5 separate regions of the Homo sapiens genome follow, and regions 1, 2, 4 and 5 are each linked to region 3. The links are chromatin loops, found by intact Hi-C in ENCODE. Cell type or tissue: PC-9. All regions are shown on one strand. Region 1 has its middle 41 kb from the start of TMEM181. Region 2 overlaps SYTL3 (synaptotagmin like 3). Region 3 has its middle 53 kb from the start of GTF2H5. Region 4 overlaps TMEM181 (transmembrane protein 181). Region 5 has its middle 35 kb from the start of FNDC1.

Evidence for each region. Peaks named below come from ENCODE experiments on the same cell type or tissue, not always from the same donor. Only the 100,000 strongest peaks of a DNase experiment are listed, where the experiment ranks them.
Region 1: a loop joins it to region 3, with 16 times the contacts of the local background. A loop is called at or near these places in 74 of 110 quality-filtered maps.
Region 2: it touches region 3 in a loop (14-fold over the local background); 88 of 110 quality-filtered maps call a loop at or near these places.
Region 4: a loop joins it to region 3, with 15 times the contacts of the local background. A loop is called at or near these places in 93 of 110 quality-filtered maps.
Region 5: a loop joins it to region 3, with 15 times the contacts of the local background. A loop is called at or near these places in 6 of 110 quality-filtered maps.

The regions. Positions count from the first base shown.
Region 1 is chr6:158,516,612-158,521,611 of GRCh38, reverse strand. No RefSeq gene overlaps it. Among named protein-coding and RNA genes, the nearest start is that of TMEM181, 41 kb to the left of the region's middle. In PC-9, CTCF peaks have their summits at 2,684 and 2,884 (motif pointing right); DNase peaks (open chromatin) are centred at 2,941 and 3,251; H3K4me3 peaks cover 1,139 bases; H3K27ac peaks cover 1,377 bases.
Region 2 is chr6:158,689,539-158,694,538 of GRCh38, reverse strand. The region is part of intron 6 of SYTL3 (synaptotagmin like 3); the gene reads right to left. Among named protein-coding and RNA genes, the nearest start is that of SYTL3, 42 kb to the right of the region's middle. In PC-9, a CTCF peak has its summit at 2,986 (motif pointing right); no DNase peak of the experiment used is centred here; H3K27ac peaks cover 110 bases.
Region 3 is chr6:158,219,004-158,224,003 of GRCh38, reverse strand. No RefSeq gene overlaps it. Among named protein-coding and RNA genes, the nearest start is that of GTF2H5, 53 kb to the right of the region's middle. In PC-9, a CTCF peak has its summit at 2,981 (motif pointing left); DNase peaks (open chromatin) are centred at 2,943 and 4,483; H3K27ac peaks cover 1,579 bases.
Region 4 is chr6:158,603,559-158,608,558 of GRCh38, reverse strand. TMEM181 (transmembrane protein 181) reads right to left here. Exons shown (of 17, transcript NM_001376852.1): 7 at 3,212-3,292; 8 at 1,216-1,315; 9 at 96-226. Among named protein-coding and RNA genes, the nearest start is that of MIR7161, 3.6 kb to the left of the region's middle. In PC-9, a CTCF peak has its summit at 3,073; no DNase peak of the experiment used is centred here.
Region 5 is chr6:159,132,236-159,137,235 of GRCh38, reverse strand. No RefSeq gene overlaps it. Among named protein-coding and RNA genes, the nearest start is that of FNDC1, 35 kb to the left of the region's middle. In PC-9, a CTCF peak has its summit at 2,299 (motif pointing right); a DNase peak (open chromatin) is centred at 2,315; H3K27me3 peaks cover 224 bases.

The DNA.
Region 1 (5,000 bases), 300 kb before region 3:
CTGAAAGTGCCAGGCTCTCTTCCCCCTCCCCTCCCCTCCCCTCCCCTTCCCTTCTCTCCCTTCTCCTCCCCTCCCCTCCTCTTCTTTTTCTGAGACAGGGTCTCACTCTGTCACCCAGGCTGGAGTACAGTGGCGCAATCACAGCTCACTGCAGCCTCAAACTCACAGGCAAGCAATCCTCCCACCTCAGCCTCCTAAGTAGCTAGGACTACAGGTGCATGACACCATGCCAGGCTAATTTTCATATTTTTTTGTAGAGATGGGGTTTCGCCATGATGCCCAGGCTGGTCTTGAACTCCTGGGCTCAAGTGATAGGTCCACCTTGGCCTCCCAAAGTGGTGGGCTGACAGGTGTGAGCTGCTGTACCCGGCCTATGCCAGGCATTTCTTTCTTTCTTTCTTTCTTTTGAGACGGAGTCTTGCTCTGTCACCCAGGCTGGAGTGCAGTGGCGCAATCTCTGTTCACTGCAACCTCCGCCTTCTGAGTTCAAGTGATTATCCTGCCTCAGCCTCCTGAGTAGCTGGGATTACAGGCGTGTGCCATCACTCTCGGCTAATTTTTATATTTTTAGTAGAAATGGGGTTTCACCATGTTGGCCAGGCTGTCAGGGTCTTACTCTGTCACCCATGCTGGAGTGCAGTGGTGTGATCACTTCAGTGAGATGGCCTGTATTTCCTTTGTGATTGGTCCTTGTCTTGTTTGGGTGTCAGTGTCATATTGATATGTTATTTTGAATATTATAACACTTTGCCCTTATAGTGAGGGAGAAGTGTTTCCTCTTTTTAATTTTCTGAAAGTGTTTGTATAAGAGTAGAGGAACAAGTTCCTTGAAAGTTGATGGTACTAATAAGTAAAACCATTTGGCTTGAAATTTTCTTTGCAGGAAGATTTTCTACTGATGACTACATTTCCAAGTTTTCAAATCTACAGCATACAATTGTGCATAGTCTTCTTATTTTCTTTCTCTTAAAAAGATCTCTCTCTGAAGTTAGATTCCACTTCTATTCCTCATATCATACTTTTGTGCTTTCTTTTTTTCTTCCTACATCATGCCAGATATTTGTCAAATCAATCTTTTCCAAGAACTAACTTTGACATCATGGACCCTCTTGAATGTATTTTCGTTTTTTATGTTCATTAAATTTGATCTGGCCAGTTGTGCTGGCTCATGCCCATAATCCCAGCACTTTGGGAGGCTAAGGTGGGTGGATTGCTTGAGCTCAGGAGTTCAAGACCAGCCTGGGCAACATAAGAGACCCTGTCTCTACAGAAAAATACAAAAATTAGCTGGGCATGGTGGTGCATACCTATAGTACCAGCTATTTGGGAGGCTAAGGTGGGAGGATCTCTTGAGCCCAGGAGGTTGGTCAAGGCTGCAGTAAGCTGTGATCACACCACTGCACTCCAGCATGGGTGACAGAGTGAGACCCTGTCTCAAAAACAAAACAAAACAAAACAAAAAACACAGGTTTTTTAATCTTAAAAATCAGCCTAGTTGCTGAATGGAGAGTGGCCTGGGGGAAGAGGGAGCTAGAAGTCCGCAGGAGGCTGCTGAAGAGGCAGAAGTGAGAGTGAGTGCTGGCCCAGGTCAGGCAGCAGAGGGAGAGGAGGAGCTCTTGCAGGAGAAGTGGCTGGGACTTGGTAGTGGCTACTGTGGAACAGGAGGAAGGAGAGCGAGGGGTCCAGGGCAGCTCCCTGTCATCTGGAACAGCTGCGCACCCTTCCGCAGGGGCCCCAGAACACCACACACTGGGTGGAGAGGATGAGTTGGTCTGGGAGACAGGGACTCAGCAGTCTTGGAGGTAGAGAACCAGCTGGGACCATACCCTCTGCAGGGCAGGGCTGTTGTCCACTCTGCGTAGCTACCCATCTCCTCCAGGCATCGCAGTGATTGGCATGCATTAGACACTCCATAAATATTTGCTGATTAATGAAAGAACCACCAAAAAAAATCTGTGTCCTGAAATCTCTAGCTGAGTGCCTCAGCCTGCCTAGACTCAGCAATGCTGTGTAGCCCTCCAATCAGAGTCTGGGCTTATGCTGCCCCCCAGCACACACCACACACAGCCGGGAGGTGCTGCAGGCGGCTCTCCCTGCCTCGTGACAGCTGAGGGTGACATTTCCAGGAATCTTGAGAGCCAATTTTTAAATACAGTCATTATATAAAATTAAATTGCTACTTAAGGCACATCTCTTTCCAACTCCTCCTTCAGTGAGTCTGGTGGGAATATTTATACCATGGAAATCAGCAAAAGCCACAAATCAGGGTTGATTTCATTTCATTGTTTTAGTCTAGGCTCTAGACTTAAGAATGTGATGAAGGCAGTGTTCATAATGCAATTTAAATTAAAAATGTGTCATATCTGCACCATCACATTGTAAACAGCACAAAAGAATCGAGATCTGATCTTCAAAAACTATTATCCCATTTAGCAAAGAAATGGCTTATGTCATTAATGTATGAGTAAAGTTCTAACATATGTTTATGGTGTTTCACTGAAGACACATTTTCGTTGTTTCACTTTTGTCTTGCTCAAAAATGTAAATGAAAATAACCAACATTCATGTTGAGGCTACATTTGTTTACCAATTACAATCTTAGGTTGGCTGCAAGACAAACATTTGGCAAAAATCAACAAAAGCATTAGCTATTAAGTCTGGCTATATGGAGTTATAAGAAAAATATTGTGTATTTTGTTATTGTAATTGTGTACTACACATCCTATATAGCAATACAATTTATAATGCTCATGTAAGGTATATTTATTCATTCCAAGTTTGTGTGTTTCTGGAGAGCTGGTTGTTAGCTATTTACCAACACACCACTCCACTTGTTTGCCAATTTATAACCTTCAGCTGAAAGTATTGTTCTCCTGAAGAGGGCACCAGAGGGGACGGAGCCCAAACAACAGAGAGCACTGCACGGGGAATTGGGGAGATGCTGTTTACCCAGCAGCAAGGACCTGGCAGGCTGGATAGTTTCAGTGTGAACACGAAGAAGGCTGAGTGCTGATCAGGGTGCCGTTTACATTTTATACTCACCACCTTCTATTGCGAGGCTCACTGGCACTGGTTTTGTTTATTTCCATAAACATACAATAAAATGATCCTCCAGATCATCTTCGGGAACCTGGACAAAGTCTGGACAAAATGAACCCATCTTCGGAGTATCATCTCCCTCATGGGAAGGTGACTGCAAAGGAGAAAGGAAGTTAAAAGCAAAGGTCGGGGCAGGCGCAGCCGCGCAGCCTCACCCGGGCTCGTCTGTGACTCATTTCCCTGGAGGGGAGGCTTCTATCTGAGGTGCTGGCTTCTGCTCCCTGGGGAGCCGGCGCTTGTTCTCTGTGGTTCAGGATGCTTCAAGGAGCGATTCTCAAAGAGGGGCTGCGGCCTCATGGCTCTGAGATTTGCTCCTGACTCTTTTTCAACACACACTGCCTGGATGAGAGGAAAGTCACTTACGATTTTCTATCTGAGATTTCCCCATCTTTTAACTGGGACCAAACCTTTGCAGGGGAGGAAACATTTCTTTTCCTCATCCATCACTAGGGTCATGACCAGGGCCCCCATTAACAAGAGAAAACCATACAAATTTTATTTAATACAGCCATGCACCTCATAAAGATGCTTCAGTCAACAACAGACTGAATATGCAATGGTGATCCCGTATGACTATAACACTGGATTTTAGTTGTCCCTTTTCTATGTTTAGATACAAAAATACCTCCCATTGTGTTTCAGTTGCCTGCAGTGTTCAACACAGTGACATGCTGTGCGGGTTTGCAGTCCGGAAGCAATCAGCGGCCCCACAGAGACCAAGTGTGCCGCAGGTCATGCCTCTAGGTCTGTGTAAGTGCACTCTGTGAGGTTCCCACAGTGACAAAACAGCCTAGTGACACATTTCTCAGGACATCTCTCATTGTTAAGTGATGCAAGTTTTACATGACATGGGAACCTTCAGAAATGAGGACCCAAAGACACAGACACCTGTTTTTTTGTTTGTCTGTTTTGAGATGGAGTCTCACTCTGTTGCCCAGGCTGGAGTGCAGTGGGACGATCTCAGCTCACTGCAACCTCTGCCTCCCGGGTTCCAGCGATTCTCCTGCCTCAGCCTCCTGAGTAGCTGGGATTACAGCTAATTTTTGTATTTTTAGTAGAGATGGGGTTTCACCATGTTGGCCAGGCTGGTGTCAAACTCCTGACCTCAAGTGATCCGCCCACCTCGGCCTCCCAAAGTGCTGGGATTTCAGGCGTGAGCCACTGTGTCTGGCCGACACCTGTGTATTTTTACGCTGCTAAGTCTGATGAAGAAGTCGACAGGTGTGAGGGACAGTGGGACAAAGGGGTGTGATCCCTTGGGAATAAGCTGGGGGACTCCGCAGTGCCCGTTTGTGCAGGTTCTTCTCTGTACCCCTGTGTCTTCAGAGATGGAGACATTCCTCTCCTCTGGGGGCAGGGAGGGCACCTGTGGAACAAGGGTCTTGGGCCTGCTGCAGGGGCCAGGGGATGTGGGGAAGGTGAGAGTGAACTTCCTGCTTCTGCTGTTTTCTCAAATGCCAAGGTGCCACATTCTGGGGTGTGTGTCCTGAACCCCGTCACCTTCCCTGAGAAGGGCTTGTGGGGTCTTCCTGCTGTCAGAACAAGCTATACTGTGGTTTGCGAACCTGCTGTTACATGGAGTTGGCTCTGGGTGTCATCTTTACCTTTGCCTTATTTTTGGAGACTACAGATATCCAAATGGAAAGAAAGGAAAGCCATCCGTTCTTGCCATTTAGTTGAGAGAAAACCTTGGCTAATGAGATGATGTTCAGCTGTGTCTCTACAGGTACTGAGGATTTTTTAAAAAGTACCAGGCTCGGGCCGGGCGTGGTGGCTCACGCTTGTAATCCCAGCACTTTGGGAGGCCGAAGCGGGCGTACCATGAGGTCAGGAGTTCGAAATCAGCCTGACCAACATGGTGAAACCCCGTCTCTACTAAAAATACAAAAATTAGCCGAGAG
Region 2 (5,000 bases), 470 kb before region 3:
CAGATCACTTGAGCCCAGGAGTTCAGGACCAGCCTGGGCAATATGGCAAAACCCCGTCTCTACTAAAAATAGAAAAACTAACTGGGCGTGGTGGTGTGCACCTGTGGTCCCAGTTACTTGGCAGGCTGAGAGGGAGGATTGCTTGATCCTAGGAGGCGGAGGTTGCAGCGAGCCAATATCACTCCACTGCACTCCAGCCTGGGTGACAGAGAGAAACTTCATCTCAAAAAAAGAAAAAAAAAAGAATAAAATCAAGAGCCTGTCTCAGGAAGATTATTATCTAGAAACACAGGGAGAAAGCAAAAAATTTTGAAGGGCAAGGTCTTATTACATTAATCATAAAATCTGATTTGATAGTCTTGGCTCTACTTAGTTTAAATGGACCTGTCTAAAAATCTCTGAGACACGAAAAGCAATCCAATCTGCTGGGAAAACACTACCAAGACACACACTTCTTTTAGTGGTGATGTGTTTATCTTTCCTCTTAAGGAGAGTAGTAACAAAATATTCAAGAATAGGATCCACCTTTCCTTTAAAATAAAAGCAGGCCAGGCACAGTGGCTTACGCCTACAGTCTTAGCAATTTGGGAGGCCAAGGCAGGTGGATCACTTGAACTCAGGAGTTCGAGACCAGCCTGGGCAACATGGCAAAACCCTGTATCTACAAAAAAAAAAAAAAAAAAGAAAAGAAAAAGAAAGGCTGGATGCAGTGGCACACCTGTAATCCCAGCACTTTTGGAGGCCGGCGCAGGTGGATCACTTGAGCTCAGGAGTTCGAGACCAGCCTGGGCAACACGGCAAAACCCTGTCTCTACCAAAAAGAAAGAAAGAAAGAAAGAAAACGAAAAGAAAGAAAGGCTGGATTCAGTGGCACACCTGTAATCCCAGCACTTTTGGAAGCTGAGGCAGGTGGATCATTTGAGGTCAGGAGTTTCAGACCAGCTTGGCCAACATGGTGAAACCCCATCTCTACTAAAAATGCAAAAGTCAGCTGGGTGTAGTGGCATGCACCTGTAATCTCCACTACTCAGGAGGCTGAGATAGGAGAATCGCTTGAAGGGAGGCAGAGGTTGCAGTGAGCCAAGATCGCACCACTGCACTCCAGCCTGGGTGACAGAGTGAGACTCCATGTCAGCAGAACAAAACAAAACAAATTAGCCAGGTGTAGTGGTGCATGCCTGTGATCCCAGCTACTTGGGGGGCTGAAGTGGGAGAATTTCTTGAGCCAAAGAACTTGAGGCTGCAGTGAGCCAAGATCCCGCCACTGTGCTCCAGGTTAGGTGACAAAATGAGACGCTGTCTCAAAAAAATAAAACAAAAGTCTATGTAAAATTTTTAAAATTTTTATCTGGGAAATAAACATGACTTCATAAAGACATCCTCTTAGGAGTATAAGCACACATAAACTATGGACTCCATTTGTAATTCAAAGAAAGCTTTACAGAATCATCCTTGTGGAATCCATTGGATGAATTGCAGGGATGAGGGGTGTTTACTGAGCAAACCAACGGAGAGGAGAGGCAGGCAGGGCACTGGGATAGAGTCAGCTACGTATTGACTGACACCTGCTTTTTTTTTTCTTTTTTTTGAGACGGAGTCTCGCTCTGTCGCCCAGGCTGGAGTGCAGTGGCACGATCTCGGCTTACTGCAACCTCCACCTCCCAGGTTCATGCCATTCTCCTGCCTCAGCCTGCCGAGTGGCTGGGACCACAGGCGCCCACCACCATGCCCGTCTAATTTTTTGTATTTTTTTTTTTTTTTTTTTAGTAGAGACGGGATTTCACCACGTTAGCCAAGATGGTCTCCATCTCCTGATCTCGTGATCCGCCCTCCTTGGCTTCCCAAAGTGCTGGGATTACAGGCGTGAGCCACCGCGCCCGGCCTGGCACCTGCTTCTTTTAATTCATGAGCCTGAGTGTTTCAAGCCCACACAGCCAATCTGATGCCGTCCTCATAACCCTGTGATGGGACGGATCATGTCTAAACTGCCCATGCAGAAGAATACAACTTAGAAAAGTCACTTGAAGAACTCAATCACGTTTACTGCTGGGAGGGAGGGATAAAGGTCATTTTCCTTCATAATTATAAGATACAATAATTAACCTGGTTAGTTACATGATGAATCATTGAGAGCATTATCAGAGGCTATGTTAAGCCTTAGCCTTTCTAAATTATTTTATTTCCCTAACTATTAGAAATACAGTGAAAGTCTGAGTAGACTGCTTATCTATTACATTTAACCCTTTTTTTTTTTTTTTTTTTTTTTTTTTTTTTTTTTTTTGAGACGGAGTCTCGCTCTGTCGCCCAGGCTGGAGTGCAGTGGCACAATCTGGGCTCACTGCAAGCTCCAGTTCCCAAGTTCCCACCATTCTCCTGCCTCAGCCTCCCAAGTAGCTGGGACTACAGGCGCCCGCCACCACGCCCGGCTAATTTTTGTGTATTTTTAGTAGAGACGGGGTTTCACCGTGTTAGCCAGGATGGTCTCGATCTCCTGACCTCGTGATCCGCCCGCCTCGGCCTCCCAAAGTGCTGGAATTACAGGCATTAAGAAATTACAACTATTTCTTAACTTAAGAAAGTTTAATATTGGCCGGGCGCGGTGGCTCACGCCTGTAATCCCAGCACTTTGGGAGGCCGAGGCGGGCCGATCACGAGGTCAGGAGATCGTGACCATCTTGGCTAACACGGTGAAACCCCGTCTCTACTAAAAATACAAAAAATTAGCCAGGCGTGGTGACAGGTGCCCGTAGTCCCAGCTACTCAGGAGGCTGAGGCAGGAGAATGGCGTGAACCCGGGAGGCGGAGCTTGCAGAGAGCCGAGATCACATCACTGCACTCCAGCCTGGGCGACAGAGCGAGACTCCGTCTCAAAAAAGAAAAAAAAAAGTTTAATATTAATATTGTCATCTTTCTGCTTTTAAGCTTGTACATCAAGTAACAGAATGTCATGGTTGTTAAAAAAAAGAAAAAAAGTAAAAGAGGTGCATTTACAGGGAGGAGCCAGAAGAGGGCATCATTTCTATACGCTTAGCAGATGCCAAAAGAGGAGAGATGAATTTTCAGCTTGTTTTCTAGTTATTAGTGATCTAAAAAAGTTCTATCATAATTGTTTACTAATTTTGTTACTTTACTTAAAGTACATTAAAAAAGTTACTTGGGGAACTGTTAAACAGTCACTTTTTTTTTTTTCTTTTGAGATGGAGTCTCAGTTGCTGCCCAGGCTGGATGCAGTGGCATGATCTTGGCTCACTGCAACCTCCGCCTCCCAGGTTCAAGCGATTCTCCTGCCTCAACCCCCCGAGCAGCTGGGATTACAAGCGTGTGTCACCATGTCCAGCTAATTTTTGTATTTTTATTAGAGACAGCGTTTCACCATGTTGACCAGGCTGGCCTCAAACTCCTGGCCTCAAACGATCCTCCCACCTCATCCTCCCAAAGTGCTGGGATTACAGGCATGAGCCACCGCCCTTAGCCAAACATTCACTCTTGAACCCCATCTGGCCCCACCAAATTAGAACCTGTGTGTGTGAGGCCAGGAAGGTTGAATTTGAATCAGTTTGCAGCTGATCCTGGAGCGTGGGTCCAGGAACCACATTAAAAACCCTCTGCACGGATTGCCAAATGCCCGTGGATGGAGGCACAGAAGGTGATGATGCCAGGTTGTCCTGGGGAGCTTCCTAAAGGCAAGAGAGCCTATGAAGGTCTGGGTGCTTTGATAATTCGAATGTACTACAGATGAACCACCACGGTGGCATCAAAGAAATTATTTTAAGACCACAAAACTAAATATCCAGTTATGAAATTTTAGGGGAAAAAGCCAGCCTATAATCAGAAAAATTTTTAAATAAATCAAAATATTTAAAATTTTTTGTACTATCGCTCTACAAAATGAAGAACTGAGGCTCATTTTTTCTTGTTTTTAAATTGTTTTAATAGTTGAAAAAATAGCACAACACATATTACCACAATTTATTATTCTTCACTAGATTCTTATAGCATGTCTACTTCCAAGGAAATCTGGGGGGCATTTTATCTTAAATTGCACATATCCAATAAGATCATCAAAAGAGAAATAAGTAAAAGCTAATAAAAAGGAAACTGGGTGCAGAGGGTGTAATGATTCCTGGAATTACTGCAACTGAATGTTACATTTAGCTTTAGGTTTCCCCGTGTCAAAAAGGGAAGGATGTCTACATTTGTAAGGTGCCTACTCAGTGCTGGGCACTGACAATGGACACTACTCCCTCTAACAGCACTTTTTGTGGCCAAATGAGCAGATCCCTGCTCAATTTATTTATTCACTTATTCCTTTACTCATAGCTCCTGCTCTCAAACATTCAAAATCTGGCTAGGGCCAAATTGCCAAGAGTTGCAGGTGAAGGAGAGGGCACCGTGTGTCCTCTATGAGACAGCACCCGCTGGAGCGCAGGGCTGGGCACAAGGAGAGTGGTGCCCCACGCTGTGCCAATCAGTGGCCCTGGGTTACAACGCAATGGGAAAGGGAATGGTTATGTAACAAATGGTACCAGGAACATCAAGGATTGGGAGGAAAAAAAATTAGATAGGGCCTCCTGATGATTGTAAAGAGTTAACATGGTGGCTCAGGCCTATAATCCCAGCACTTTGGGAGGCCAAGGCAGGCGAATCACTTGAGGCCAGGAGTTCAAGACCAGGCTGGCCAACATAATGAAACCCCGTCTCTACTAAAAATACAAAAATCAGCTGAGCATGGTGACATGTGCCTATAATCCCAGCTACTTGGGAGGCTGAGGCAGAAGAATCGCTTGAACCTAGGCGGTGGAGGTTGCAGTGAACCAAGATTGCGCCATGGTACTCCAGCCTGGGTGACAGAGTGAGACTCTGTCTCAAGGGGAAAAAAAAAAAAAAGTTAAGTAAAAATTAGAAGAAAATTAATGTGGATATTTAACCTATCACAGGATAAGGAAGAAGTCTCGAAGCATAAAAGCAAAAGAAATTATACGGGAAAAGGAGATTTGCCT
Region 3 (5,000 bases):
GCTGGCAGCCGAGGGTTGTCACATCTGAGCCTGAAGACTACTATAGCTGAAGCATCATTCACTGGACGTGACTTCTCTCAAATAGTGATCCCCTTAAATGCTTTGGTCTTATCTGTCGTGTAGAATCTGTTCTATCTGGTTTTGTGTTTGTGTTCACCACCACTTGGAAGAACTAACTGAGACTTCTGAAGAATAGACGGTCACATGGCCTGGGTTCTCATCTGTGCCGCCACCTGGGCACACCACTACATCTCTCCAGCCTCCATTTCAGAGTCTATGAAATGGGCAGGGGGCATTGTTCCCTGACCCTTCCCAACTCAAAAGCCCTGTAGCTCTTTAAATTCACTCATATAAATATATATAGGGCTCTTTTCTGACCCATGATTTTGCTGTAGTTTGGAATATTTATATCAACCTCCCATAAGAAGTATCTTGAAAACATTTTTTTAGGGCCAGGCGCGGTGGCTCCTGCCTGTAATCCCAGCACTTTGGGAGTCCAAGGCGGGTGGATCACCTGAGATCAGGAGTTCAAGACCAGCCTGGCTGATCTGGTGAAACCCTGTCTCTACTAAAAATACAAAAATTAGCTGGGTGTGGTGGTGGCTGCCTGTAATCCCAGCTACTCTGGAGGCTGAGGCAGGAGAATCACTTGAACCCAGGAGGTGGAGGTGGCAGTGAGCCGAGATCGCACCATTGGCCTGGAGCAAGACTCTTGCACCGTTGGAGCAAGACTGTGTCTCAAAAAAAGAAAAAAATAAACAAACTTTTTTTTAGAAACAGAGTCTCGTTCTGTCACCTAGGCTGGAGTGCAGTGGCATGCTCTTAGCTCACTGTAGCCTCCAATTCCAGGGCTGAAGGAATCCTCCCGCTTCCGCCTCTTGAGTAGCTAGGACTACAAGCACACACCTCCATGGCCAACTAATTTTTTAATTTTTTGTACAGATGAGGTCTCAGTCTGTAGCCAAGGCTGGTCTTGAACTCTCGGCCTCAAGCAATCCTCCCACCTCGCCCTTGCAAAGTGCTGGGATTATGGGGATGAGCTGCCACACTTGGCTCCCAATTATATTTTGTTTTTCCTCAGCAAGTTCATCCAATGTAAATTTCTCAAGCCAGGAGGGCTATAAAGAGAAAAACAAACAAAATAACAGCAACAACAAAAAAACAAACTGGGGCATTTTAAAGTTAAATTTCTTTCTTTCTTTCTTTTTAATAGATAGGGGTCTCAATATGTTGCCCAGGCTGTTCTCAAACTTCTGGGCTCAAGTGATGTTCCTGCCTCCATCTCCTAAAGTGTTGGGATTACAGGTGTGAGCCACGTGTTAGGCCCTAAAGTTAAATTTCTATCTCAATGCCATGCTTTCCTTTTTTTCCCTTTCGCCCTCCCCCACCCTTTTCTTCCCTTGACCGTGAATCCAAGATATACTTGATAACCAGTAAAAAGTCACTAACAGGACCATTGTTCAAGCATTTATTTTGGAGGAGTCCACCATAAATTTTCTGAGAATATAAGGATAGCAAATACTGTTGGTTGTACCCGCAGCCATTCTCCCGACTTGCTTGCTAATGAACCCTAGTTTATTAAGATATCCGCGTGTATCCATATCACAGTCCACTCCAGGAAGCCTGGCCACATCCCCACATCCTGATTGGGCTGTGCCAGTGGTTCCCACCATGTGGTCCCTGGCCCAGCAGCAGAAGCAGTCATGGGGATTGTTAAAAATGGACATTTTCAGGCTCCATGCCAAACTTCCTGAATGAGAGCCCTGCTGTTGGGGGCCTGAACAGTCCGTGGTTTAACACACTCCACAGGTGATTCTGATGCACACCAAGTTTGAGAGCCATTGGTATAAGCAAATCCTGCCAATGCTATTCTCTTTCCTTAGAAACAGGCAAATGATCCAGTTCTGGTCAGTTACGCTCGGGGGGGGTACCGTACTGGGAAAGCCTTTCAGAAACCGTTTCTTAGCCTTTATTTTTTTAATTTTATGTATTTTTTTTTTCAGATGGAGTCTAGCTCTGTCACCCAGGCTGGAGGGCAGTGGTGCAATCTCAGCTCACTGTAACCTCTGCCTCCCAAGTTCAAGCGATTCTCCTGCCTCAGCCTCCTGAGTAGCTGGGATTACAGGCACATGCAACCACGCCCGGCTAATTTTGTATTTTTAGTAGAGACTAGAAATGGGGTTTCACCATGTTGGCCAGGCTGGTCTCGAACTCCTGACCTCAAGTAATCCACCCACCTCGGCCTCCCAGAGTGCTGGGATTACAGGCATGAGCCCCTGAGCCCAGCCCGTTTCTTAGCTTTTGAAAGAGGCATAAGGACTCTCCCTTTCAGGGGGTCTTTGGGTCAAATCGTTTTCATAATAATAGTAAGATGTCATTTCCACTCTCACCTCTTGCGAGTGTACGCTGAACTCTTCCAGAGGCTATGTGATGATGTGCAATGTACAACAGATTGCATGAGAAGCAGATAGGAGAAACCGCCTGTCCTCACTGGAGCCCACATCAAAGACATGTAAAAATGTAAAACAGTGCCACCTTCTCACTAAATTTTTTATATAGTTTTTTAATAATTTTTAATAGTTATATAAATTTATTTGTATAAGTTTATATAGTTATATAAATTTATTTGTATAAGTTTATATAGTTATATAAATTTTTTATAGTTATTTTTGTCATAAAAATGTATGGTGTATGTTAACGTAATAGATTTATTATTTTTTAAATAATAAATCAATATTTTAAAATTTTCAGTTTATTATTTATAAAATGGTAAATATTGATTAACATTACATATATGTATTTTATATATATATATATTTTTTAATTTTTTTATTTTTTTATTTTTTTTTAAAGCTCTTTGGCGTCTTGGTTTTTAAGCCTGTGATAAGGAAGTAGTCCTGAGTCGGAGAACCGCTCCTCCAGGAAGGCTGCGGTGCCCGCGGCTGCTGCTGCCACCTTGTGGCCGTGAGAGGACACAGCCAACACAGTGAGGCCGGAGGACCAGAGACAATGGCCAGGTCACTGTCCCTCTGAAACAGCCAACCTGTGTATGTGCCACATGCCTTCACCATCTTTAAACCTCTTGTTCTCTGAGATGAGAAACTCCCTTGTTCCTTAAACAATTTTAGGTTGGGCTTTCTCGTACATACAAAATCTTCCCAGCTGTTTCAAGTTTGCCCTGAGGACCTCAGTAATTTTTTTTTTTTTTTGGCAATGTCTCCTTCTGTCACTCAGGCTGGAGTGCAATGGCACGATCTCGGCTCACTGCAACCTCCACCTCCCGGGTTCAAGCGATTCTCCTGCCTCAGCCTTCCGAGTAGCTGGGATTACAGGCGCGCACCACCATGCCCGGCTAATTTTTGTATTTTTAATAGAGACGAGGTTTCACCATGTTGACCAGGCTGGTCTCGAAGTCCTGGCCTCATGTGATTTGCCCACCTCGGCTTCCCAAAGTGCTGGGATTACAGGCCTGAGCCATTGCATCCGGTCCTCAATGACTTTTCTATGCACTGTTTGTTACCAGGTCTTTGTGGATGATGACACTATTTTCCAAATGAAGACACTGAAGCCTTAAGACAAAACTTTAAAAAAAAAGATCATAGATTGAAATGTGATAAAGGTGTCATTCATGAAATTAACAGAAATCATCAGCACTGTAAAAAAGCAGATGTCAAAAAGACAAAACCTAGTGAAAATACACTGGCACTCACATGCTCTTAGGAAAGTAAGCCTTCTAATTAGGACTGTGTGCCATTATCACTTCTATTTTGCAAAATTGTCCATTTTTATGTAAATGCTAGCCATTTTCAGTTTTACTCAGTAAAAAACTTAGATTTTGTAACTGCAAACTTCATACTCTGCAACTGATGTTTATTAATAGGACCAATGGATACAAATGTCATGTCATAACTTTATACTGTAATTAAGCATTGCTCCAAAGAGAATCACTTAGCAGACACTGAATAAATAAATTTTGTTATATTAAAAAAAAGCCACGCACTGTAGCTCAGCCTTGTAATCCCAGCAATTTGGGAGGCCTAGGTGGGAAGATAGCCTGAACCAAGGAGTTTATATATATATGTATTATATAACATATATAATACATATGTTATATATGTTATAACTGGGCAACACAGGGAAACGCCCATCTCTAAAAAAATTTTTAAAAATTAGTCAGGCATGGTGGCACAGGCTTGTAGTCCCAGCTACTCAGGAGGCTGAGGTGGGAGGATTGCTTGAACTTGGGAGGTTGAGGCTACAGTAAGCCATGATCATGCCATGGCACACTCCAGCCTGGGTGACAGAGCAAGACCTTGTATCAGAAAAAAAGAAAAATAAGGTAAACAAAACAAAAAAAATTAGATGGAGGAAGATAATCTCTGAAAGACTTAAACATTTAAGTATTATATAAGTATTAGACCACAAAAGTAAGCAATCCCAGCAGTGATTTATCTATGTCGAAATAATCTTACTCACAGCTGCAAAATCATGCAAGTGTTTTGGGTATTGCAGCAGAGACAGCTAATTGTACACCACGAGTCCTCTCATGTGATAGAACTGTAACCAGGAAGTCTCTGCCCAGCAAGAGACTGTATTTCCTAGTACCTCCCTACCTCCAAGTGGAGCCATGTGACTGATACTTGCAATCGGAATGATGTATCTCACTCCTGGCCAAGGCAGTTAAGAAATGGGTGTGTTTCTCCACATGTTCTCTTCCCCTGCCAGCCAGCTAGGTGTAAAGAACTTGAGGCCCTAGAGAATGAAGCCACCAGATGGAAAGGGCTGGGATTCCTGAATCACTTGTGATGGAGGGCTGACTACCAAGAAACATCTACATGGGACTGCTAAAGGAGTATAAAATAATCCCAGTGAAGTGGGAGCAGAAAAAAAAAAGTTAAAAAATAAAGACAAAAAACAGAAGAATAAAAACAATTTTAAAATTCCATTTTGTGAAGTCTCTGAAAACTACGCTAATATTAACATAGATACTAAGCTATTTT
Region 4 (5,000 bases), 380 kb before region 3:
CATGGATAAATTCACCTTTCTGGGCTGTCCTCAGAGTTCGGGAGGGAGGACACAGTCTGGAACCTCCCCCGGCAGTGAGGGCGGCTCCGGCTCACCTGGACACGAATCCCGTGGTACACGCACAGCCAGAAGAGCAGCAGGGCGCACAGGAACATGGACTGAAAGAGGTCATCCAGCATCCCTGGGAGCCAGCTGTTGACCAGGAAGGAGAGGGGGAAGAACGGATCTGGAACACAAAGGGCAGAAATCCATGTGGAAAACAGGCCCGCCAGCACCTGGCAGACAGCACCCCATACCTCTGCGGGGTCAGCACCTAGCAGAGAGCACCCCATACCTCTGCGGGGTCAGCACCTGGCAGACAGCACCCCATACCTGTGCGGGGTCAGCACCTAGCAGAGAGCACCCCATCCCACTGCAGGGTCTGAGCTCACTACCAGCTTTTCTCCCTGGTCAGAGCCAAAGGAAAGGTAGTGAACCAATGGCTATTTTGTTTTCCAAAACACCTAAAAGCCACTGAACAGATTGCTGCACTGATCACGACAGAGCGCCGTATGCCACTGCCATCAGCTCCTCCCGGAGCCTGGGAGTTCCGACTGCGGCAGCTCGGGAAGCAAACACTTTTGGAGCAGGAAAAGAGGAACAGCCAGCCATGTCTGGCCACCTTCAGCCAAGTTCCAGGACTGCTGTGTCTGTAGCACGTCCAAGTTTTAACTACCGAACAGCCGCCTATTTGTTAGAGAGCCAGGCATCTGCCCCAGCTCGGTGGAACATGGCTCCTGGGGTGGCAGGGAGCACACGGCTACATGTTCCTTCTGGGGCTCCCTACGGGCTCTTCTGGGCCTAGGCCATCTCCAAGATGGCTTCCAGCTTTAGTTTTGTTTTGTTTTAAGAGACAGGGTCTTGCTCTGTTATCCAGGCTGGAGTGAAGTGGTGTCATCATGACTCACTGCAGCCTCAGACTCCTGGGCTCAAGCAATCCACCCACCTCAGCCTCCCAAGCAGTTGGGACCACAGGCACGCACCACCATGCCCAGCTAAATTTTATTTTTTGTAGAGTCTTGCTATGTTACCCAGGCTGGTGTTAAACTCCTGGCTTCAAGCAGTCCTCCTGCCCCAGCCTCTCAAAGTGCTGGGATGACAGGCACAACCCTGCACCTGGCCTCCAGCTTTACATTTTAAAGGGAAAAGTTCCTAAGTAAAAATGGAACTACCCACCATTGTAAAGTAGCAGCAGAGGCAGGAGAACAGACATCCACTTCTGCTCGATGCCCCAGTCTCTCATGGAAAATTTCCGGAGGGAATGCGCAAACAGGCACTGCAAACCAAATCAGGCCTCCAGTTACTGCCTTTGCTCACACCTTGCCTGCAGCCTTTGCTCACACCTTGCCGGCATACCAGGTTGTCTTCTCTAATCAATGGTCTAGGTGCCCCACTAAGAGTCGCTGCCTTAAGCCCTGGCTGAATTGCCTACTGTGTCCTGGAGGCCATCAGTGACAACCAAGACAAGGTTGTTACTTTCTGCAGAGAAGCCACAGCTAAGACAGGTTCCGAGCTGTCCTCACAGGAGCAGGAAAGGAGAAGGAACGTAATCCCTGCAAAAGGAAAGAGGACCCACCCTCTCACCACCACGGCGAGGAAAACAAGGCCCACTTCCACTGGGCCTGCTCCAGAGAGCCAGCACTCAGACGAACCCACCCAGGACACAGGCCACATCTGTGGGTGTGACAGGAGCCTCATGTTCCCGGCAGCGCAACTGCTACAGATGGCAGCAGCTTCCAAGATGGTGCCAGGGCTTGCCCATGAAAAGCCAAGAGAATGTAGGAGTCTTGTAACAAAGGTCAGAGGATGCGTTTCTTTTCAAACACCTCCCTGAAGAAGGTGTGTTAGGCCCATGGAATAAGTTTCTTTAAACTGCTTTAAAACATTATATAACATAATTTTTAGGCCAGGGTTTTGTTGTTGATTGTTTTCGTATAATCTGATATAAGCCAACAGTTTTCTAGGCAATGTGGGTTTCCTTGCCTAGGGACCATCTTCCCTCTTTTTAAGAACATACTTGGGGCCCTGAGTAATAAATAGCTCTTTGGACTCCAGAGTGTGGCAGGAGAATCTCAGGGCATCAGAGAGCCTTTGAGAAGAAGCAAGTGTTTCTGGCTGCCCAGACACAAATAACAGCTTTCTACTTTCATTTATGAAGCTCACTGCGGGAGCCCTGAGATCCTGGAGGCCCTGGGCTGGGCGTAAGCACCACAACCTGCAGCTCCCTGTGGCTCTAGCGCCCACGCCCTTCCCTCCAGCTCCCTGTGGCTCTAGCGCCCACGCCCTTCCCTCCAGCTCCCTGTGGCTCTAGCGCCCACGCCCCTCCCTCCAGCTCCCTGTGGCTCTAGCGCCCACGCCCTTCCCTCCAGCTCCCTGTGGCTCTAGCGCCCACGCCCTTCGCTCCAGCAGAGCACCCCCTCACATGTGCACGCGCCTGTGTCCTTCCATGCACAGTTACTCTGAAAAATACCAAGTGTTCCTGGGTGGACACATTTCCTAAATGTCACCTCCCCACCATCCCGCACAAGGACAAGCAGCTGATGCAGGCAGAACGCCACACTTCGGGCGGCAACAGATCACTAAATGAAGCACACTTTCCCTTCCTCCAATTTACCAATTCTTATCTTTGCAGACTGGGGCTCTGGGGGGGCTCCCTTGGGCTTCTCAGGGTAAGCATTTCCCCCAAAGTCATGTGGGTTTGTGGACACAAACCTCAGATCCCAAACGAGCCCAATGCCTGCATTTCCAAAACACTTCTCTTTGGCCTTATTCCTGAAAATGCCCAAAAACGCAAAGGACTGGCACAACTATAAAAATATAAAATATAAAAACCCAAGAGCATGCTGCATCTGCACTCAGAGAAGCTCATTCAAGTAAGGCAGCTTCCTTCCACACAGGTGAAATGGCACTTTTCACCGCACATGATCAACATTTACTTAAAAGTCACGGACGTGCACTCTACAGAAATCCTGAATACATGATACCACATCATTTTTTCTTGCACGGCAGCATCTCGGCAGACACACAGAGTTGTAATATCAGCACAGCCCACTGGATGGAGCATCTGAGTTCAGATCAATCTCCATGTGGCTTGCACCGAAGATCCTAACTGCATAAACCAGCTTCTTCCTGGCTGGGATCTGCTGCGGTCCATCAGGCGAATGGTACTCACAGTGACGATGAAGGTGAGCACCACAAAGAAAAACCGGAACCAGATTTCCAACCGGGAGAAGGCAGGGTTATAAGTCTTCCACTAAAATAGAAAGTGGAGAAAACAATTTGAAAAAAATATATATGCATCTAAGAGAAAATACACCAGATTACTAATAGTTATCTCTAGATGAGACAATATATACACATACACACACACACACACACACACACACACTTTTTTTTTTTTTTTTTGGATATGGAGTCTCGCTCTATCGCCCAGGCCGGAGTGAAGTGGCGCAATCTTCGCTCACTGCAACCTCCGCCTCCCAGGTTCAATCACTTCTCCTACCTCAGCCTCCTGAGTAGCTGGGATTACAGGTGCCTGCCACCATGCAGGTTAAAATTTTGGAACATCCTACATGTTCCAAAATTTTAACATTTAGTACAGTTTACTTTTTTATCAAAGGACACAGACATAAAAAAATCTTAATTACCAAGAGCGAAAAATAATTTCAAATGTTGTTACATGGATAAATCCGACAAATTATTTTATAATCATAAAAGCATTCGGATCTTATATCTCACATCAAAAATCAAGCTTGTCAATCTCTTTATTAGAAATAGTCATACTTTCCATCAAAAGAAAGTTTTAAAAGATGTAAAAGTGCAACTAGAATGTTGTTACAAAGTTTAAGTAAAACCTTTAAGTATGAATGTGAAAGCAGAAGAGTGAGCTGCAGTTGAAGGAGTCCGTTCTCATGCTGACTGGACAGTCCCACGTGTGCCAAGTGTGCACTGATGGAGCCGAGGACAGGGGCACTGCTGCTGACAGCAGAGCAGAGGCTAGCCACCACCAACCTAAGCACGAGCCAGGTCCATAACCAGACCCCAGAACACTGTGCTCACAGGGCCAGAGAGCCCCATCATTCTGATGCATTGAATTAAAGTCATCTGAGCAATTTAAAAAATCCACTTCAGTACAAATAGAGTTACAGATTTACCTAAAACATCACGCACACACACACACACACGCATGCACGCATGCACAAGGATGATTTAAGACACTGGACCTGAGGAAGCAATGAAGGGTAGTAACCTCTGACTGATGGGAAACAACAAGGGGTGCCCCTGGTGGCCCCACATCATGGAGGGGAACCCAGGCAGAGCCACGGCTGGGAGTCCAGGGAGACAGGGCTGGCCCGAATCCACAGGACAGAGTGCTGGAAAGGAGAGCTGTACAGAGAGAGAACGAACCTCCCAAAAAGCCAGTGCCTGGCACCCACAAGACAGAGAAGAAACTCACCATCAAAGGGCATTGGGTAGCATATGCTGAATGCTTTTGCCTCAGCGTTAGGAAAAAATAAGCCTCAAGACTTCATGCTGCTTTGGCCCCACCTAGCAATGTTGAAAAGCAAGGCCAGAAAAGATCAAACCATTTCCAAGGAAATTAACAACGTCCCAGAACAAAGCTCAGGGATATTTATAAGATATAAAACCTAGCAATCAATAATGTCTGGCATTGAACCAAAAGTACCAGACACACCAAAAAGCAGGAAAATACAAACCATATGAGGAAAAAAACAACGAATCAAAACTGGCCCAGAAATCACAGATGACAAAATTAGCAGATAAGGAAATAAAGCAGCTAGATGAAAGATTTTTGTGTTAAATAAAGACTTGGAAGATGATCAACAGATTAGACACGACAGAGATTGGTAAATGTGAAGGCACAGCAATAGAAGCTATCTAAAATAAAACTAAAAAAAAAAAAAAAAAAACCTGAAAAAAAATCAACATAGCATCGGGAA
Region 5 (5,000 bases), 910 kb before region 3:
TGTTCAGCTGCAAAGCAGGGAGATTCCTAACAAGTCCTCAATTATGCCCCCTCCCCCCAACTGCAACATGACTTGGTGGACACTCCTGTCAAGAGGTGAAGTATGTCTTCACCCCGCTTGAAGCTGGGCTTGGCCAGTGGGACATCAACAAGGTGACAGGTGAGGGAGCCTTGCCCCAGCACCGCATGAAGGAGGAGCCCAGGCCAGTCAGCCAGCCGGGGGATGAGCCACACGTTGCCCTAGCTCCCATCGGCCAACCACAGGCCACAGGAGGGTGCCATCCTAGACCACCTGGCCCAGCCTGCCCACCAAGTGGTGAGAAATTATCAAAAGCCATTGTTTGGGGGTGAGTGGATAATGCATACATGACAGGAGAGGGACTATCTTAGTTTGCACACGCTCTGTCACCTTTGCCTACACACTCCCTGACACTGTAGATAGAGGACTCTTAGGTCCTAGAGATAGGTGGCCACAATTTCAAAAACACTCAGCACATTCATAGCTAATTATCCTGGAACTTGGAAGCAGCAAAGGCCCATGTTTGGGGATTACACTGGAGTCACATAATGTCTGAGAGGCCAAAATGACTCAGGAATACCCCACTCCCAACTTGCAGGGCCCCCAGATGAAGTATCACTCACTGCCTGAAAAACACAGACTCTACCCAGAGCTGCTGCATGTCCCACACGTGAGGAAGCTGGCCTCGCCTCCAGTGTGGATGCACATATGTGTGTGCACACAGACACACGTGCACGCCTGCATACATGCATGTGCACACACTGGTGTATGCACAGACTGTGCACAAGCAGGCACACACTTCCATGGCGGCAGTGCTTTGGCACGTGCAGCCCCATTGGTGACGGGTCCCCTGGCCTGGCCAGCCACAATAAGAGCTTGCTGCTTTCCAAGCCAAGGCAAATCGTCAGCGCTGGTGGCAGAGAAATTGCTCTCCAGCTCTGAGAGAAGGAAACCCCAGCCTCGGGGATTGGGGGGTTTGATTCTTCCCAAAGAGCCCTTATATGCTATAAGACCTCATGAGCAGTGTGTCTTTCAGGCCACCCTCCTCCTGAGGCTCATATGCCATATTCTCCCACACAGAAATGAGCAGTGACCCCTGGACAGATACACCTGAGACAAGGAGGACTGGGGCTTCCTTCTTGACTTCCTAGGAGACTTTCAGAAAGGTTACTGCTGGGATACAAAGAATGAAAACAATGAAAAACAGTGACAGCTTTGCCTTGCTACACTATCCGTTAATTATTTACATTTCCATATACGTCTCTCCTCTCCCCACTGCATGTAATTATAAGCTGTTCTTGGGCAAGAATCACATAATTTTAATATTGTTAAGCAAAATGCTACAGACAACATGAAATACATTGTGACTTGAATCAACATGAAAAGAAGTAATTAATCTCAATGTCGATTATTTTTAAGTGATTACAGATCCAGTCTCCACCGATAAAAGGAAGCAAAGAGTGGAGTTCATCAATACCAAAATAGATTTTCTTGAATCCAGACAATTTGGATGGCCTGGTGGAGAGAATGCAGGACTGGGAGTTTGAACACCTGCTCTATGTGTGCATTCCTGGGTCTGCCCTCAATCAAATACATGATGCTGCTACACTGACATATTCATCTGGACCTCAGTTGCATCATTTGTTGTTCACACAAGCTCAACACTTGACCCAGTGTTAAAGGGAAAACCTGCAGACCTCCACATTTGAATTACTTCATTTTTACTGTAATAACACATAAAAATACACAATTATAAAATAAGGTGTAAGCTGGACATATAGCGCTTAAGTATCACCAAAGTACATTTTTAAAGTAATTAGTAACAACACTAAAATCATTAGAGTTCAATTGGCCAAACTAACATGAGAGAGGATGTCGCATTTCTGAAACTGAATTGCCACCCATCACTGAAGGTGGACTGAAGGCACAAGCCTTTTGCGCTGGGCTTGCTTATTCCATAGTGTGCTGCGGTTTTCGAACTGCAAAACTTTTACTGGTACAGGGAGCCCAGGCTGTGCTGGCAAATGTGAAAACAGAACTGCAGTGCAGGACGTGATTGGAAAGCAATCATCCACATCTCCCATAAGATGCTTATATTTTCACTTTCATCAAAATTTAAACCAATTTTTAATCTTGTAAAGAATTCAGAGGCTTTCCAGATTGTGTCACAATAGTCTAGCTGGGGAAACTCTGTAATCACAGACCTGTAAGGACCTTCAAGATTTAACAATCCATTCTGCTCAAATTTAACCTTGTGGGAATCGTAGAAACATCCACTGCAGGGCATGGATCTACCACCAGAGGGAAACAGAGAGCCATCGTGGTAAAGAAGTGGTGGCAATAGCGACAGCCTCCTCCCTGTTGGCAAAGAGCTACTTGGGCCAAGCTGCACGGCCATTCTCCCCCATGGATCCTAAAACAGTTCAACTACAATATGCATGTGGTGGGTATGCAACTAATACATACAAACTCATTCCTTTAGTCAAATAAGAGGGTTCTCTCTTTTTATTATTTTCTCTTGATTTACTTGTTTATTGAGCAAACTTTGAGTGCCTATTGTGTGCAAGAAAAGGCAAGTCTGGGTGTGCACTCAGGACTCAGGCTGCCCACAGAAATCTGAATTGATTTCTAACCCGAGCTGAGGTGACAGCTCTCAGAGGTTCTGTCTCCAAAATTCCCTAGTGAGGATCTTCGCAAAGCGCAGGGTCTTTGCGGTGGAAAGGCGGGAGGGTGTTTGAAACAGCAACAGGAGATAAGCGGGGTGTGTGGCTGAGCTGGGAAAGGAGGGGGCATGCTGCTTCGGCTGCGACCAGGATTCGTCTCTATAGAAAATAATCTGTCTGAAATACCATTCGGCCCAGCAATCCCATTTACTGAGTATACACCAAAAGGAATAGAAATCGTTCTGCCATAAAAACACATGCATGTGTGTATACATTGCAGCACTGTTCACAATAGCAAAGACGTGGAATCAACGTAAATGCCCACCAATGGTAGACTGGATAAAAAAAAATGTGGTCCATATACACCATGGAACACTATGCAGCCATAAAAAGGAACAAGATCATGTCCTTTGCAGGGACGTGAATGGAGCTAGAGGCCATTATCCTTAGCAAACTAATGCAGGAACAGAGAACCAAACAAGGCATGTTCTGACTTAGAAGTGGGAGCTAAATGTTGAGGACACATAGAGGGGAACAAGAGACACGGGCCTATCGGAGGGTGGAGAGTGGGAGGACAAAGATCAGGAAAAATAACTAATAGATACTAGGCTTAGTACCTGGGTGATGAAATAATCTGTACAACAAACCTGCATAGTTTATCTGTATAACAAACCTGGACATGTTCCCCTGAACCTAAAATGAAAGTTACATTTAAAAAAGAGAAAGAAAGAAAGAGAGAGAGAGAAAGAAAGAAAGAAAGAAAGAAAGAAAGAAGAGAAAGAAAGAAAGAAAGAAAGAAAGAGAAAGAAAGAAAGAAGAGAAAGAAAGAAAGAAAGAAAGAAAGAAAGAAAGAAAGAAGGAAAGAGAAAGAAAGAAAGAAAGAAAGAAAGAAAGAAAGAAAGAAAGAAAGAAAGAAGGAAAGAAAGAAGGAAAGAAGGAAAGAAAGAAAGAAAGAAAGAAAGAAAGAAAGAAAGAAAGAAAGAAAGAAAGAAAGAAAACGAACTAAGGAAGAACTCTGCTTTCTAAGCCATTCATTCAACCCACCAAGCAATTCCTGAGTGGCAGCTGTGTGCTCCCATGTGGTAGGTGTTTGGGTATAGAAAATGAGGAAGATATGTAAGACAAGCTCCCCATCCTCACAGAGCTCCCCATGATCTGGCTCAGCAAACAAAACCAATATGTGAAAACACGAGAGAAATCAATACTAAGCGGATGCTGGAGAAAATGAAGGTGTAAGGAGCCGGGAGGAAGGGCAGGACACCACTGTGAATGACGAGCGAAGGGGCACCAGGGAAGATGTGGTGGAAAGGAGCAATGGGGATCCTAATACCTGTAATGCAGCCCCTGGTGGGGGTGTGATGTAGCTTTATAAGAAATGTCTGTGCAGCCACATTGACTTTCCTGGGGGAAAATATCATAGCCTTTGTGGCAGGGAGGTGGCTGAGGCGAGAACCAGGGCTGGTCAGCAACAACACCCACATTGCAGGAGCCATCCCTCAGCCCTGCCTCGCAGCCTTCCCTGTTGTGGCTGGAACCCCAGGGGCGTCCCGTGTGGACTGTGGCCAAACCCTTCCCGTGTGTCCTGCCCACAGCCACCCGCCGCCCCTTCTGCCCTCGGTGCTTGCTCCAGCCCCCGGTGCCACAGACTCCCTGCCGCTGCCACAGGCGTGGGGTGGAGGGCAGGGCCTCCTCTCCATTTTCCGGGGCACTGCGCCATCTCTGCCTCCAAAGCAGGATCGCCTGATCGCCTGGGCCCCAGGCCTCACAAAGCCCAGCCCCTCACAACTCCTCCCACAGGTGCCCTCTCTGGAAGGGTGCCAGAGCCTTCCCGTCCCCTGCCTTGGACCCTCTCTGCCAGCTTCTCTGCCCAAGCCCCCTCTCTCTTCCAGCCACAAGACAAAGCCTCATCTCTGCTTTGCACCAGAAATCACAAAGTATCTTTTTCTTCTGTGTGGCCCAGGGTGGGAAATGGTTGTTCCTGGATCCTGTCCATGAATCTGACCTTGACAGCAGTTTGTGTACCCTGAAAGGGGCCAAAGTAAAAAGAGAGGAGGGTGAAGAATCAAAATCAATGTTGCATTCAGAAGTCAAGTGCATAGAGAGAAGCTGCTCCAAGAATGACCACAAGCGGTCTAATCTATTTACAAAGTTTTGTGTCAAGAGATAAGTCCCGGCCTTTGGGTAGGAAAGTTTGGTAAAGCTGAAATTATGGGAAATTATGGTTTTGTTTCTTTAAACTTGGAGTTTCCACTCCCTCATAAACATCCATTCTTTCAAAAAAAAAAAATAACAATTACACACCTAGAAAATTCCAGGCAT